Regions from separate parts of the Homo sapiens genome. Here region 1 is linked to region 2. Evidence: read pairs that join two places in POLR2A ChIA-PET (ENCODE). Cell type or tissue: CD4-positive, alpha-beta T cell. All regions are shown on one strand.

Evidence for each region. Peaks named below come from ENCODE experiments on the same cell type or tissue, not always from the same donor. Only the 100,000 strongest peaks of a DNase experiment are listed, where the experiment ranks them.
Region 1: POLR2A ChIA-PET joins it to region 2 with 7 read pairs; 15 of 35 experiments call an interaction of 5 or more read pairs at or near these places.

What each region holds. Positions count from the first base shown.
Region 1 is chr17:7,454,469-7,456,968 of GRCh38, forward strand. CHRNB1 (cholinergic receptor nicotinic beta 1 subunit) reads left to right here. Exons shown (of 11, transcript NM_000747.3): 8 at 1-52; 9 at 816-988; 10 at 1,326-1,473; 11 at 2,115-2,500. The coding sequence ends at 2,255. Among named protein-coding and RNA genes, the nearest start is that of CHRNB1, 11 kb to the left of the region's middle. RefSeq lists enhancers at 1,223-1,724, 1,252-1,331, 1,412-1,571. In CD4-positive, alpha-beta T cell, no CTCF peak of the experiment used is centred here; DNase peaks (open chromatin) are centred at 1,083, 1,513 and 1,973; H3K4me3 peaks cover 2,236 bases; H3K27ac peaks cover 1,757 bases.
Region 2 is chr17:7,355,216-7,357,715 of GRCh38, forward strand. It overlaps TMEM95 (transmembrane protein 95), which reads left to right. Exons shown (of 7, transcript NM_001320436.2): 1 at 1-158; 2 at 371-427; 3 at 623-703; 4 at 814-834; 5 at 981-1,061; 6 at 1,177-1,264; 7 at 1,384-2,004. The coding sequence ends at 1,417. Among named protein-coding and RNA genes, the nearest start is that of TMEM95, 1.3 kb to the left of the region's middle. RefSeq lists enhancers at 1-8, 9-535. In CD4-positive, alpha-beta T cell, CTCF peaks have their summits at 972 (motif pointing right) and 1,176; DNase peaks (open chromatin) are centred at 96 and 976.

The DNA of each region.
Region 1 (2,500 bases), 99 kb after region 2:
CCTGCACCACCGCTCACCCCACACCCACCAAATGCCCCTTTGGGTCCGTCAGGTAAGAAAGATCTCCTCCTCCAACCCCAATTTTCCTTTTACAGACCATAGGGAGAACTATAGCTATGTGGCAGAGTGTTGAAGTGTCCAAGCTTGTTGAGTGTTGAAATGTTGCACAGTTAAGCTAGCCCCCATCATTATCATTTCACAGATCCCATACTCTCTTCATCAATACTGCCCATCTCGGGTCCCAGGGAAATATTCTTAGGGTTAGGTACTATCAGATTGGAAGCCCTCTCTTTCCAGTTGGGATACCTCCCAACCCACTAAATAGCTTTTTTTTTTTTTTTTTTTTTTTTTTGAGATGGAGTTTTGTTCTTGTGGCCAGGCTGGAGTGCAATGGCACAATCTCAGCTCACTGCAACCTTCACCTCCCAGGTTCCAGCGATTCTCCTGCCTGAGCCTCCCAAGTAGCTGGGATTACAGGCACCCGCCACCACGCCCAGCTAATTTTTGTATTTTTAGTAGAGAGAGGGTTTCACCATGTTGGCCAGGCTGGTCTTGAACTCCTGACCTCAGGTGATCCACCTGCCTTGGCTTCCCAAAGTGCTGCGATTACAGGCGTGAGCCACCGCGACAGGCCCAACCCACTAAAGAGCTCTTAGGTCTGTGTGGCTGCATTTCCTTGTGTAGCTCGTTTGTGGAAGAATATGCACGCACATACTCACGCGCGGGAATGGGCATGTGGAGTGGGGTGGTTGGCTGTTTCCCTTCTGGTCTGAAAGCATGAAAGCCCCCACCAATACGCCTCTTCTACTCTGCAGATCTTCATTCACAAACTTCCGCTGTACCTGCGTCTAAAAAGGCCCAAACCCGAGAGAGACCTGATGCCGGAGCCCCCTCACTGTTCTTCTCCAGGAAGTGGCTGGGGTCGGGGAACAGATGAATATTTCATCCGGAAGCCGCCAAGTGATTTTCTCTTCCCCAAACCCAATAGGTAGGACTACGCCCGTTACCCACATAAGAGGGAGAGGGAGAACTACAGTTCCCAGAAGAGTGTGCGGAAGAAGCGGCCCATGCTCTCGGAAGACGCTGTGGTTGAGCATCATGGGAGTTGTAGTACTCCTGCTGCTCACTTTGAGGGGAGGTGGGAACTAAAACAGAGGCGGTGGAAGAAGTTGCACAAGGCTAGAGAGATCACTGCTGGAGGGAAAAGCATGATGGGCTCTCGGGTTTTGAGAACTGGCAAGTTGTTGGAGGCAGCTGGAGCGGGGCCTGGGTCGCCGGCACTGGCTGTCTTTGCGTTTGGGCGTGGCCAGTCACTCCTCTTCCAGGTTCCAGCCTGAACTGTCTGCCCCTGATCTGCGGCGATTTATCGATGGTCCAAACCGGGCTGTGGCCCTGCTTCCGGAGCTACGGGAGGTCGTCTCCTCTATCAGCTACATCGCTCGACAGCTGCAGGAACAGGAGGACCACGATGCGGTATGTCCAACGGGGGTGGAACAAGGCCAGGTCTAGGCGACCTTGGCCCCACCCCCAAATTCCGCACCAGCACTCGCTTTCGTTTTTTTTGTGTGGTTTTTTTTTGGCTTTTTTTTTTTTTTTTTTTTTTTGAGACAGAGTCTCGCTCTGTCGCCCAGGCTGGAGTGCAGTGGCTCGATCTCGGCTCACTGCAACCTCCGCCTACGGGTTCAAGCGATTGTCCTGCCTCAGCCTGCCGAGTAGCTGGGACGACAGGGGCGCGCCACCACGCCTGGCTAATTTTTGTATTTTTAGTAGAGACGTGGCTTCACCATGTTGGCCAGGCTGGTCTGAAACTCCTGACCTCAGGTGATCCGCTCGCTTCGGCCTCCCAAAGTGCTGGGATTACAGGCGTGAGCCACCGCGCCCGGCCTCGCTTTCGTTTCTGATTGGACCTCTCCCTCATTTGGTCCCACCCCCTGCTTACCTACTGGTTCTTTATGCCCATGCATTGCCTGCAGTCTCGCTCTCCTGTTGGCGCTGCCGGCTGTTGCCTCAAACCAGTGGTAGGAGGACTCAAGCGGGTAGCGGGCGGGGAAATGGGGGGGTTTCCCTGGGGGTCTGGGCCCAGAGCTCAGGAAGTTTCCTTTGCCTACCCACAGCTGAAGGAGGACTGGCAGTTTGTGGCCATGGTAGTGGACCGCCTCTTCCTGTGGACTTTCATCATCTTCACCAGCGTTGGGACCCTAGTCATCTTCCTGGACGCCACGTACCACTTGCCCCCTCCAGACCCCTTTCCTTGAAGACTGGAGGGTTGAGACCCAGGCCCCCTGCCAGTTGAAGTGAGAGTTTGGTGATACTGTCAAGCCCTATCCTTCTCTGCCTCTTAACTCCTTCACGAGGAATCTGGGCCTCTTATTTCGTTTCTGGGGACTGCATTGGACTGAGGGCTGGGTAGGCAGGTGTCTTGGACCCACCTGAAATGCAGTATCATCTGATTTACTCTTTGGGATCTTGAAGAAGCTCTTTTGGGTATCAACACCTAGGT
Region 2 (2,500 bases):
GGCACTAGGCGGGGTTTTCCTGGCAGCCGCCCAGGCTTGTGTCTTCTGTCGCCTCCCAGCCCACGACTTGTCAGGCCGCCTGGCTCGGCTCTGCAGCCAGATGGAGGCCAGGCAGAAGGAATGTGGGGCCTCCCCAGACTTCTCGGCCTTTGCCTTAGGTAGGACCAGACATCCAGGGATGGGCCCAGCAAGCACTCACCCCCCTACCCCCAGAGGGTGGCATGTGACCTTCCAGCTGTGCCCTCCATCTGTGGCCCTTTCTGGACATGCTGGCCTTTCCCTCTGAGAGAGCTCCATATCTGGGAAAGTCAGGAGAGACCCCAGAACCTGGGCTGATGAGGGAATCGCTGGTCCTTGCCCATCTCCACAGATGAGGTGTCCATGAACAAAGTCACAGAGAAGACTCACAGAGTCCTGAGGGTCATGGGTGAGGTCAAGGGGAAAGAGTGACCTAGGGGCTTGGGAGGATACCAAGGAGAGGGACGGGTGACAGGGGTTGGGGTGGGCAGGGAAGGGTGGAGGGGTAGAGACAGGAGGGCTGATCAGGGAGGGGCTGCGTGAAGAGAGGGGGAACTGGCCCCGTCGAGGCCCAGGGAAACGGAGCTGCTGTCTGCCTCCCCAGAAATCAAAGAGGCTGTCTCCTCACTCCCTTCATATTGGAGTTGGCTTCGAAAGACCAAGCTCCCTGAGTACACCAGGGAAGGTACCGATGCGGGATGGGCCTCAAGGGGAGCCTAGGGTCTTAACCAAAGGAATGTGTGGTGAGCAGCTCATCCATTCACACCCCCACCCCTTCCTTGTCTTTCATTTCAGCTCTCTGTCCCCCCGCCTGCCGTGAGTAGGAAAGGAAAGGGGTAGCAAGGACCTGGGGCCTGCAGGGTGTCAGAGGAGGGCCTGGCAGCTGCAGGAGGAAGCTGGGTACCAGGCAGGGTGGAGGCCCGGCCTCCCCTCCCCAGCGTTGCCTCTGCTGTCTCCTGCAGGGGGCAGCACCACGCTGTACAACTGCTCCACCTGCAAGGGGACGGAGGTGTCCTGCTGGCCCCGAAAGCGCTGCTTCCCAGGTCCTCACGCCCATCTTGGCCCCGCCCCACCTTGCCCAGATCCCTGAGCCCTTGGGCTCCCAAGTCGGTGCGTGTGGGTCCCAGAATCATTCACTGCCTCCTGGGTTCCCTGCAGGAAGTCAGGATCTTTGGGAAGCCAAGATTCTGCTCCTCTCCATCTTCGGAGCTTTCCTGCTTCTGGGTGTTCTGAGCCTCCTGGTGGAGTGAGTTTTGGGATAAAGACAGGAATCCTACCCCGCCCAGTGCCTTCCACCACCCATCCTCCCTCCCTCTGTCCCTCCCAGGCCCCTCCCGTAGGCTTCCCACCCTCGTCTTCCCTCAGGTCCCACCACCTCCAAGCAAAAAGTGGCTTGTGAAGACGCTGAAAACCTCCCAGCCTCCAGCTCTAAGGGGTATGCACTCACAACTTCCACATCCCTTGGAGGGGAACCAGTCAGCCCCTTAGTCCCAGCTCCAAAGACAGTCTCCAGACCCTAAAACCCAGACATCCCTGCTTCTGGTTGGTGAGATAATGAAAAACAAGAAAATCCCCAAAAACCCAGATCCCCCACAATCCCAGTGTCAGATGGCCTCCCGGGAACCCAGGCACCCACAGCTGGAAAGTTCCTCCCCTCCAGCCCTCAACCAATCACATGGCTGTCAACAATGCCAGGAAAATATCTACAGAAGGAAAGAATCCCCTACGCCACTCCCACCACACCCACACCCCCTTCTGCCTGTTCCGGGAAAGCGGGGGCATCTGCCCCAGAAGCTATTCCAGGCCCTCCTATGACTGATGGGGAATCCGGGAATGCATGTTCTGGAAAACTCACCCCACTAGAGTGAGATCACATCAGTGGGTTCGCGGGCATGCCCTCCCTCCATCGTGTTAACAGTTTGAAATCCTGGCCTCCCTCAGAGGCCTCCATCCTGCCAGGCCTAAGTAAAACTTGCTGTTCATGGCCTCTGCCCCTGCCTAGCCTCTGTCTGCAACTGGGGAGGGCAGAGGAAGGATGGGAGACTCTCAGAGTAGCACAGTGCTTCTCAGATGGGGGTGATTTTGCACCCCAGTAGACATTTTGCAACATCTGGAGTCGTTTTGGATTGTTTTAACTGGGGGGACGTGCTACTGGCCTCTGGTGGGTAGAGGCTAGAGATGTTGCTAAACATCCCACAACACACAGGAAAGTCCCCACAGCAAAGAATTATCCCGTCCAAAATGTCAGTGTTTACCAGGAAAGGGAGATAGGAGAAAAAAAAAAAGAAAAGAAGAAAAAGAAGAAGGAGGAGGAGGAGAAGAAGAAGAAGAAGAAGAAGAAGAAGAAGAAGAAGAAGAAGAGGAAGAAGAAGAAGAAAGAAAGAAAAGAAAGAAACAAAATGTCAGAGCATGGTTGAGAAACCCTGGTGTTTTGTCCCCTGCCTATCAGGAGTTTTTGGTTTGGGAATGGAACGTGGGACAT